Regions from separate parts of the Mus musculus genome. Here region 2 is linked to region 1. A link is a contact called in ENCODE Hi-C or POLR2A ChIA-PET data. All regions are on one chromosome and are shown on one strand. Each heading gives the region's core, a stretch centred on a gene start or an enhancer-like site at or near the end of the contact. The rest is flanking DNA. Distances are from core to core; before and after follow the strand shown.

The links. Hi-C counts contacts between places; a loop is a spot of excess contacts on that map. ChIA-PET counts read pairs that join two places held with the same protein, here RNA polymerase II (POLR2A).
Region 2: a loop to region 1 is called in a map of heart, with 2.7 times the contacts of the local background. The contact joins the promoter of Slc39a14 here to the promoter of Ccar2 in region 1. A Hi-C loop is called at or near these places in 1 of 37 maps with a recorded cell type or tissue (heart). POLR2A ChIA-PET finds 5 or more read pairs at or near these places in 1 of 5 experiments (Patski).

The regions. Positions count from the first base shown.
Region 1 is chr14:70,150,285-70,155,808 of GRCm38, forward strand. It overlaps Ccar2 (cell cycle activator and apoptosis regulator 2), which reads right to left and starts at 3,507. Exons shown (of 21, transcript NM_146055.3): 1 at 3,343-3,507; 2 at 2,380-2,473; 3 at 2,089-2,180; 4 at 1,596-1,687; 5 at 1,277-1,391; 6 at 990-1,119; 7 at 728-824. The coding sequence starts at 2,437. 9930012K11Rik (RIKEN cDNA 9930012K11 gene) reads right to left here. Exons shown (of 7, transcript NM_001112735.1): 7 at 4,121-4,992. The coding sequence ends at 4,884.
Region 2 is chr14:70,348,389-70,353,563 of GRCm38, forward strand. Slc39a14 (solute carrier family 39 (zinc transporter), member 14) reads right to left here and starts at 3,036. Exons shown (of 10, transcript NM_144808.4): 1 at 2,892-3,036.

The DNA.
Region 1 (5,524 bases), core at 2,257-4,756:
CAGGAGGATCTCTAGACCTTGCTGACCAGTCAACACAGCCGAAACGGCAAGCCCCAGTGAAACTCAACCTCTAATAAAAGCAAACAAAACCCAGCAGAGTACAACAGAAGACACTTAGCATCAACCCCCTGGCTCTGCACACACCTGGATACAAACTCATAAAACACATGCACATGTGCACACAAAGTCAAGACCAGAAAGCTAAAAAAATAAATAAATAAATAACCAATGAATGCATAAGCAAGGAAGGTCTGATGCCGCACACCTGTAAACCAGCACCTAGGAGGGAGGGAAGAGGACCAGAAGTTCAAGGTCATCCTTAGCTACATCCTGAGTTCAAGGCCAGCCTAAGCTACATAAGACTTGATTGAAAATAAAGTGTTTCAGCTGGGTAAGTGTGGGAACACACCAATAATCCCAGCACTAGGCAGGGAGGAGGCTCTCCATGAGGTCAGGCTGCGCTACAGTGAGACCCTGTCTCAAAAGAGCAAAACAACAAAAACTGTCAATGTGACATTTTGAAATATAAACTGTATTAAATCTCAGCTTTGCAGAAGTAGTGTATAAAGTTACTGTATTTGTTAAGTATGTTTCAATGTGTCTGTCTGCCTTTCAAAGAAAAGGGACTAGACTCTTGAGTGTCCACAGAAAAAGATATTAGTAGCAACAGGTATCAAAGGTGGCCCATGCCCCTAGAGGGAGATGTAAGGCCTGTTCATCCTCTTACCTTCGGCCCTGGTCCAGCCTTCCATGAGGACCCCGAGCAGGAAATCTGTTCAGGTGGCTCAGGTGAAGTGTGTGGGATGTCTGGAAGAGACTCAGAGCTGAAGAAAGGAAATGGCCGGTGACTCAAAAGCCCTAAAACCCCGTCCAGCTTCCTCCTCCTCTTCCTGTGTAGAGAAGTACCCCCTCTGTTCTAAGAGCATCTATATGAAAGGAACAAGTCCTTCCCTCCAGATTACCCCACCCTGCATGCCACCAGGACTCACGCTTCTGAGGGAAAAGGGGGGGAATTCGGTGAGGCTGAAAGATCAGCTGGGGCTGAGCTCCCAGGATCCCTTGCTTCTGGCCCAGAGCTGCCACGTGCAGAAGGGGAGGCGCTGGAGACTTCAGTAAGGGCTAGAGGAAAATAGCCGGCAAGTTTAGGGGATCCCCAGGTTGATACCATGAAGAGACATCTATCCCACCTCCTCAACAAAAAGGATTGTGCCCAAAAGTCAGACCACAAGACTTCCTCCTCTCCTCCCCATTGCAGAGGACATGCTAAGAAAAATACCTGGTTGGAGAGCGTCTGCACCTTGACAGCATTCCAGGGCACGGCCTGGCCTGGGTTGTATGCGGCCTTCACCAGCACCTTCTCCCCCAGCTGGGGCAGTCGACCCTTCACCACACTGCCAGCACACAAACCAGGAGGCCCCATCAGGAGGCACCCTGGACAAGTTATTCTGACTGCCCCCAGGAAGACCTTCTCCATCAAAATTTCTCATACCGTGCAGTAAGATAGCAAAGCAATGGCTTTAAAGAGGGGGCCCACCAGCACAGAGACAGAACTAAATGCAACAACCTTTCCGAGAACAGACTAGCCTCAAGCCTACCTTAGCTGAAAAAAGACTTCTTCATCTACCACCCCAAAGTAGTCATGCAAGCTGGTAACAATGCCTGTGAAGACTCGCTGCTTTTCCCCACTCTGCAAGAGAAGGATAGGTCAAAAGCAACAGGAAGTGACCTGAACAAAATCATGCTATGTCACTAGGGCCTCATCTCTAGCCACAGGGACTCGGCTCGTGGTATTACAGGAAAATTCACATGGGAAGAAAACCAGTGGGCACACAGCCTATCTGTGAAGAGGACAGACGCTAATACTTGACTTCATCCAAACCGCACCAAGACCTCTCTGGAGCCAGGTATTCAAGATTCCCCAACCTAAGAGTTGTCTGCGTTCCCCAACACTGGCCTACTACCAGGACAAAACCAAACCAACCAACCAAACAAAAAACCATTGTAACACAAGAAACAACACACAGCAGGCATCCAAACATACTAGGGTCGCCCCAAAGGGAAACTCGCTAGAAAGAGCACCCAACATACCTGAAGGTGCCTGGCATTTTGGGACAGGTCTGTGGCCACAGGAGGAGTAAGTAGACCAGGGGGAGGGCCCAAAAGAGATGTTGAAGCTGCGCCTATGGGGACAGAGAAGCAATCTCCAGGAATTGCACCTACTACCCGAAGCACTAGAAGATAGCCAGAGGATCTTATAAACCCAGAGGTCTAGGTGGCTCCAATCAGCTACTCAGACATTCAGAAAAACACCCAAGAGCCATAGTTTTTGAAACTGAGTCTCGAGCATGTTCTGAGTGTAACCAGTAAGGAGTTAAGCACCTGAGAAGTTGCGTCCCCCTGGAAGTGGGTTGATCCTCTGCCGCTTAAACTGGGACATTTGGAATACTGTCCTTTCAAGGTCTTGGGGGGAAACCTTCAATCAAAACAGAAAGAAGTTAGCAGCTCCAATGGAAAACTTCCATCTATTGGGGAGGGGGAGGGGGGATAGAAAATCTTAAGTAAAGCTTTTAAGGTGAAGAGGTGGGTCCTAAAATGGAAGAATGGAGAGGATGTAGAGGAGATGAAATTGGTAGTAACGTTACTCCAGTTTGTTCTCACAATAACCTAGTGGTGGGTGCTAGTGACATGCTGGTTTACAGACAAGGAAACTGGAGCTTTGAGATCCGGAGACTTGCCCAAGGCCACAAAACCAGGTAGTGACAGAGTGGGACTCACACCCAGGTCTCCCAACAACTTAGCACTCCTTTCACTATGTCACTGGCACCCCTTAGAGAAGCTGGAGGAGTGAGGGGCTGGAAGAGCTCCGGTGACATTCATTCATTCAAAAACATCCGCCAGAACACTCCACGCAGGGCCGGGGCAAAAAATAAAAATAAAAGGTGCGAGTAGCGGGTTGGTGATGCGGGCCCTCTCCCCGGAAGCCCGCCAGGCGTCTTTAGGACCCGCTGGTGGGAAGGGAGCTGTCCAGCCGGCCCTCGCCAAGCGGCCTGCACGCCGCTCCCTCCTCCTAGGTCCCGACCCTAGGCTCCGGCCTCCGCAGCCGCCTGCGCAGAGCTTTCCGGGCCGGGCCACCGAGAAGCCACCGTGGGAGGTTCACGGCGCGAGGTTTCTCCTCCTCCCGCCCGCCCCCAGGGCCGAGGCCGTTGCCAGGGCGACGGAGCTTGCAGTCCAGAGGGGCTCGGCTCTTTCCGCGACTGGCGCATCTTCGCCGTTCGGACCCCGCAGCCTCGCCACCCGAGAGAGACGGAGAGGCGGGGGCGCAGCAGGAGGCCCCCAACCCACCTGCGGGCCAGGGCCACGACACCAGGGGGACAAAGACACCCGGAACCACCGCAGCCGCCGCTGCCACCACCACCGGAAACGCCTCTCCGGAAGAGAGACCACTGGTCGGAAGCTGCCACTCTCCCGGATATGGTACCTCCCTCTTCTCCATCGACCTCTCCCTTCCCCCACACCAGCCTGCCATCCCGCTCCAACTGTGGAACGGAAGTGCGCCTTCCCAGATCCGATAATGCCTTCGGAAGCCGAGCTCGGTGGTGTCCTCTCTCAAGTGTCCCATCAGAAAAGTAAGCTCGAACCATTGGTTCCAGGTCTCAAAATGACTGGAACTGGACCCACTCCCACAAACACAAGGAAGGGGACTACCACTTACACACCCTGCTGTGCTCTACTAACCCCCAAGACTACAGCAACAAAAGAAGCAGGGCCTCCATTGGCTAGAGGAGGAGCGTGCCTACTGGGGGTCCATTTCCAGGGGATAGTCTTCTGACTAAAGCCAATGACCACCCCACCCCACCCCCATCCCTATTCCTGTCCTTTTCTTGACTGCACCATCAGCAAGGGGTAAGCATATCCGAAATCTATACCCAGACTCTCAAATATGAAACGTACACGATCTTAATGAAGTGGCTCTATCCAAAATCTTGCCAGAAATGTGGCTATTTTCACAACTATTAACAGTGAACACACACACACCTTCCTTTAACTTCTGGCCTCCCATCTCCCCACTCCTGTTTGCCTCCAGCATCACACCCTTCCCAGGTCATTTAACAGTCACAGCACACATTGAGAATGTTTAATGTTACTTCATCCTCCTAACAAGCTTATGAGGTAGGTAAGGTGGGTATCATGGTCCCAAGTAGGAAGCTGTGGCTCAGAAATTAAGAGACTTCGCTATGGTTAAACTCCAGGATAGAACACAGCATCTTAGAGTTGACCTTGCAAGTTATGTGTTGTTCCTCTCAATGTTCTTGACCTTCCCCCCATCCCTCATTCAGCCTTCAGGGGCTGTACTCCAGAGCCGTGACTCACTACAAAGGTACCCAAGGCAATGTTGTTCTTGGTCCTAGGGCTGCCGTCTCAGGTATGAGGAAGACATTAGAAGTCCACATTAGTAACTGTTCATTGTGGAATGAAGATCGGTGCCATCCTTCCAGTGACACCCCAAACACCAACCCTTTGGACGAATGATTCCATCAGATGGGGCAGACGGAAGTCCAACAAAGATTGCATAAACTTACATCTGCAACATGCTGACACACTCCCATACTAAACATGCTCTATGAGCACCTGATAAATAAGTCAATTCACATTGCCTAAGCCCAGAGATTTCTGATGAGGAGGAAGAGCCCTGGAAGAGTGCTGGAACTGCACTCAGGAACCTCTTGGGGATCCAGGGCTCCTTGCTTCGATGCTTAGAGATGGATTTGGCCTTCACCTTGAAGAGGAGCAAGCACCAATAGCTTTTCTTGGCAGTGCAGAGAAGCAGCAGTAAGCCAAAATGTGAGGGACTTCTTCCCAAGGTCACCAGGTACACCAAGAGGTCATACAGAAAGATTTTTTGCTCGTGGCTTCTTAACCACCAATGCTGGTATAAAGGTCTTCCGTTGGGAATGGCACGGAGTCCTGTCAGAGAGGTTTCTAAACTCCATCCTATAGAAAAGCAAAGGAAAGTTAGACAAGAAGAGAAAGAAAACAGACAAGAAGCTTTGCATACCTCCTGAGGAGAAGCTGCCAACCATGACAGACAGACTTCACCTACAGTAAAATACTTTGCCTGTGTGTCTACCTTACCAGCCCCTAAATTTCAGTGGTAAGGAGTGAGGGCTTGACACGTGAGGATGAACATGCCGCCCACAATCTGGTAGTGGCTTCGGGAAAGCCACTGTTCCCAATCTCATGTCATCTTCTGTCTCTTCACCAACAAATAGGGCATATTTTTGTTTAGTTGGGTTTTTTTTGGGGGGGTTGTTTTGTTTTGTTTTGTTTTTTTTCAAGTCAGGGTTTCTCTGTGTAGCCCTGGCTGCCCTGGAACTCACTCTGTAGACCAGGCTGGCCTCGAACTCAGAAATCTGCCTGCCTCTGCCTCCTGAGTGCTGGGATTAAAGGCGTGCGCCACCAAGCCCGGCCAAATGGGGCATCTTAACTACAAGACAGGACACTACCAACATCCTCGCCCAGCAGT
Region 2 (5,175 bases), core at 1,786-4,285, 200 kb after region 1:
GCCCTCTCTGGAGGCTCCACGGCAGTTGGGGTTTGGAGTCCTTGTGATGGGCAAGCATGAGGCCCTGGCTGGCATCAGTCCTGAGTTAGCAGACTCTGGACTTCTTATCTCCTGGCATTCTGACAGCCGCCAGCCTGGAAGTCAGAGAAGGCCCTAAACTCCAAGGTGTGTGTGTAGGGGGGGGGTGGGGGTAGCATGAACCTTTTCTCCTTCCCTGCTCTTTCTGAACCTCTCTTTCCTCCAGAGCCTGCAGGAAAATGAAAGAGCTTTCCCCAAACTACTCCAGCGGTGCTGAGCAGTGACTGGCCCCCTTTCCCAGTGTGCCAAGAAAAAGACAGGACTCTCAGTAAATTCACCAAAGGGGTGTGGGGAGGGGGGCAATTCTCTGGTATTCCCCCCCAAAAAATCTGTCATTAGTAAGCAATGTGACTCGAGGACATCAATTAACCTCTCTGAGTCCAGGATCTTTCATTGTAAAAGCCACTCCAGACAACAAGGCAGCCTGTGGTTCTGTCAAATGGCAGGTGTTACTTTCTTTTGGCATTAAATGGAATAGAGAGAATACATCTGGTAGGGTTGTGAGGCGTCGGGGAAGAGCACATGTGGGGTGCAGGGAAGAAAAGAGGAAGGAGGTAAGAAGTCTTTGAAACCAGGACCCATCCTGTGATTGTGTATCCTACACAAACAGGGGTGGGGGTGGGGGATGGAGAGGACATGGGGTCCTTCCTGGCCATCACTAAGCCTTGAGGAGGAGCAGTCTCAGAAGAAAGAAGAACCTCCAGTAGAACTCCCGTAGGAAAACGCCCATCTTCTCTAAGATTGCCCAATGAGTCTGTGCGCTTTTCCCCTGGTCAGCCACAGAAAAGGAGTCTCCCAGGAGGACAAGGGACACTTTATACCCTGCTAAGGAGGAGACAATCTACCTTATGTCTAGGTTTCCACCGTCCTTACAATCCAGCCTACTTGAGCAGCCGGGACTCAAAACCTCTCAGTCTAACCCACAAAAATGGTGGCACTACTGAGGCGTCAGCCACATTCCAGACATGACCACAACGTTCCACCAGTCAGTGAGAACAGACTGGCTATTGGAGTGTGATGGGGCTGGGGTTTGGACATCTAGCTCCAAAGCCCTGAGTACTCTGCCACTGTGCCTTACCTCAAACAAGCTCCCTTCTCTAAACTACTCCAACCAGCAAGGAGACTCTTGTGTTGCTACTTAATTCCCCACTTGCCACTGTCTGCCTGAAAGGCAGAGTAAGCCTTCTGCCTGCACCCACCACAGTGGCCATTGAGGGGCACAAACCAAACACTGTACGTGGGACCTGGGCCTTTTGCATCAACCCTGGGTTTGGAAAAGAGCTCGGGATAGATCTCCAGGAGCCTCTAACTCTCCTCTTGTCTACATGCAAGGCCAGTTACATAGGCTCTGCCACTTCTCAAGTCGGTTGGTTGCTTAGCCAGCTTCTGGGTTCTTTAATCCCTGTTTCTGCCTCTGCACTGTCCAGGTGAACCACAGAATGCCAGGTGTAGCAGCAAGAAGTGTTCTGCCAGGGTCCTTCTGGAAGAACCCATATCCTGGGTCAGTTCAGTGTCTCTAGTCACAATGATAAAACAGTCACACAAAGAGGACCCATACACGGCCTCCTGACTTTGAACCACTAGCAAAGAGCTCAACTAAGTCACCAATAGAAAGGGGACTAGATGGCTTTTAATTCTAGTTGTCAGAAGTTGTGATTCTGGACATGTTTCTGGCTGTTTGGCCAAGGAGGCACGTTGGAACCCCTCAGTGTTGAAGATTTGTTTTAATAGGTAAGGAGTACGGAATTGTACATCTTTTGGATAGACAATTCAGGCTGGTCTCAGTACTAACCTGAACCAGAATAGTGACCAGATAGTCACTCCGGAGCCAGTTTCTATCGTCCCCTAAAATCAGCACCTCCAGCAAATATATCTATCCCAATGACCAGGGGCTAAAAAGAGCTAATGCTACAATTCCAAAGCCAGGTTACTTCACGAAGAGGGGCCTGCCAAAGTGCTCCTGCCTCTATCCTTCCATTTAGGCCACAGGAAAGCACTCCACCCCTCACCAAACCAAACTGAGAGTTCTCTTGAACGCACAAGCCATGTAACTATTTAGACTACAGATCAGCTTAGAATCTAGGCCCCGGGGTGACAGAAGATTCTTAAAGCTGAACCCACAACCCAGAGAGGCAATTTTCCGGCTTAGAATCTACCTCAGGATCACAAGGTGAGTCTGATGGCTACTTTAGCTATAGCTTTAAAACTCTAAGAGGGAGCAGCCGGTAACCAGACCACCTAATTTGGTCAGTCCCAACCTAAGTGAGCCCAAGAGGCATCGCTGCCGTTAGTCAGGGGAGAATTCAGCGCGGTGCCACCCTTGCGGTTATCCACTCCTGCCCAAGCCAACCAGAAGAATCGGGCATCACTCTCCAGCCGGAGGGTGGTCTGGCGTGGGGCAGGGAGAAGGACACATAGGTTCCTGGGATGCAAGATCCAGACACCAGAGCCCCCGAGCAGCCGCCACCGCAGAGCATCTGATCTACCCATCTACTCCGCTTCCTCTGCGCTCTGTGTCCTGGGGCTCTAGAAAGCTCATCTCAGCCTTTCTGAGCAGCTATCGACCTCCCCGGCGTCCTTCTCTGGTTCACACATCCCGGGCCCTGCAGCTGAAGGGACAGCGCAGTGACCTCCTTCTCCTCGCCACCGTGGCACGGCAATCAGGTGCTACCAGGACTGGGCTCAGGGAGTGCGCGGCCTCCCGAAAAGACTCTGGGTCCTCGGCGTGCCGGTGTCTCCAACCCCCACCCGGTGTCCCCCCTAACCCGGAGGCGCCCGACTTCCCATCCTGCCTGCGCCCGGTCCGTCCTCACCTGAAGTCCTCCAGCCGGCAGTCGGGCCCACGCAGCCTCACTATCCAGGGCCCCCCCCCCAAGGCAGCGGGCGACACAGCTACTGAGTGGGTGCGTCCCCGCCAACAGCCACGCGCCCCCTCTCTACGTCCGGCCCCCGCCGCATGCGCATGCCCGGCCATATACCCTGCGCGTCACCGCTGGGCCCGCCCCCGCCTGCTGCCCCGCCCCGCTCCCCCGGGCCTGCCACGTGGGACCGCCAGCTAACAGCGTCGTTACCCTGGCCAACCTGGTCCTCCAGCGTTGTGCATCCCCGGCTCGCATCCTAGCTCTCTCTAGCTTCATCCACCCTTCCTTGATGAATTCCATCCTTGACTCACGGAGGCCCTGCAGGCTCCGCTATTCTCTGGAAACCTCCCATCTGTCCTTCCTAGCCCCTTTTGTGGGAAACTCACAGCGTGACCTTCCATCCTGTCGCTCCTGAGGGAGAGTGCCCCTCTCTTGGTAGACATTTGTGGTTTTAACACTGTTGATGAATCTAAGAGACTTTTCTGTTTTCTCCAATTCTAAAATATTCTGTAAGCAGGATGGAGCGCTTCATAAACTGCTTTTTTTTTTTTTTTTTTTGCCTACCCCAGCCAACCAAAAGAATTAAAATAACTTGTAACGATCCAAATAAAAGATCATATTCATTTTTTTTCAGAGTTTCGCACCTCTTTCTCACAGTTAATCAGATTCCTAAGGAGCGAGGTCAAGCCTTAGGTTTTGTTTGTCCTGGGAGGGAGTCTCTTCCGCTGTAGGAAGGGCCTATTGTGTTGGATACTGAGCCTTGTATATGCAAATTTCTTGAGAAAAATAAACCACCCACTAAACTCTTATTGTTCTATTCAGCTGGATATTAGGATTATTTCCTCTATCGCTTAACCAACTGTCACCTGGGGCAGGGAGGGCCCCATGGAAGAACCTCAAGTGGCACTGGAACCAGTGAATGGCGGGGGTTTCTGTTCTAGCACAGGGAGTGTGTCCAGCTGGCTGTGGTATCTCTAGATTTGTTCAATAGAGAGATGGCATCTAAGTGCTGGGGAAAGTTCCCTCAAAAAGGAAGTGATAGGAGTAGAACTCCATGTCCCTAGAACAGGTGGCAGGAAGAACTCAGCTCAATGGCAGCTTGCTCTTGCGGGCTGGCTAGAGCACCAGAGTGTGGGGCTGGGGGTTGGTGAGGTAATAGCCAATCCTGGTGGTGCACACCTATAATCTCAGCTACTCTAGAGCCAGAAGGATCTCAAGTTCAAGGCCAGCTGGGGCAATTTAGTGAGCTCCTTTCTCAAAAGGTAAAAGGGGGATTTTTGGTTCAGTGTATGCTTAGACCGCACCAAAGCCATGAGTTCGAGGCCAGCAACCGGTTCTGGTAATGCTCACCTGTAATTCAGCACTGGAGAAGTGGGGACAAGTATCACAAGTTCAAAGTCAGCCTTGGGCCCCTTAATGAATTTGAGACCATGCCTGAACTACCTGAGACCCTTTCTGTAAATTAATAGTGAATGCTTTGCCTAGTGTATGCAAGGTCTTAAGTTTAAAAGATATAAAACTACTGAGGCCACTCAGACTCTTCTGGCCACTCTGTTTTTCTGAAATTCAATTATCTTTACTCTGTAATTACAGTACTCCAATGAGTAAGAGGGAGACCCTGTGATGGTCCTCTCATTTACTTTCTGAGTAATTTTGAGGTAATGATAGCTCTTGCAGAATTGCCTCCCGGGCCCCTGCAACTCTATAATAATGCTGAATATTTGCCTTGGTTAAAGTTACAGTGTTTTTCAGACATTATGTCACCCACTTAAGACTCCAAAGCGGAATGGACTGTCAGGAAAGGTCGGTTCCCCATCAGGCCCCCCCTAGAAGGAATAAGCAGAATAAGAAGCCCACCTAGAGACAAGGATCTGCCATCCCAAAGCTCTGAATAGGACGGGGAGCTTAAACCCTCATCCCCCGGATTCCAGACAGGATGTCAGGGCTACTAAAGCTTGCATTAAGCAGTTGTTGAGGACGGCTCAGGGGGCAGAGTGGGGAGCTGGGCATGATGGCCCATGTTCTCCAATGCTACCACTTGGGTGGTGAATAGGAGAAGCAAGGATTCAGGGCCAGCTCAGCTCCATAGTGAGTATGAGCCCAACCTGGGTTAGGAGAGACCTTGTCTCAAGGCACATAAGCAAACAAACAAAAGCACTAGTGGGAAAGAGGAGTGATGGGCCACCCCACCACAGGACCCATCTGTGTGGCACTGTCACCTGTTTGTGGAACTGTC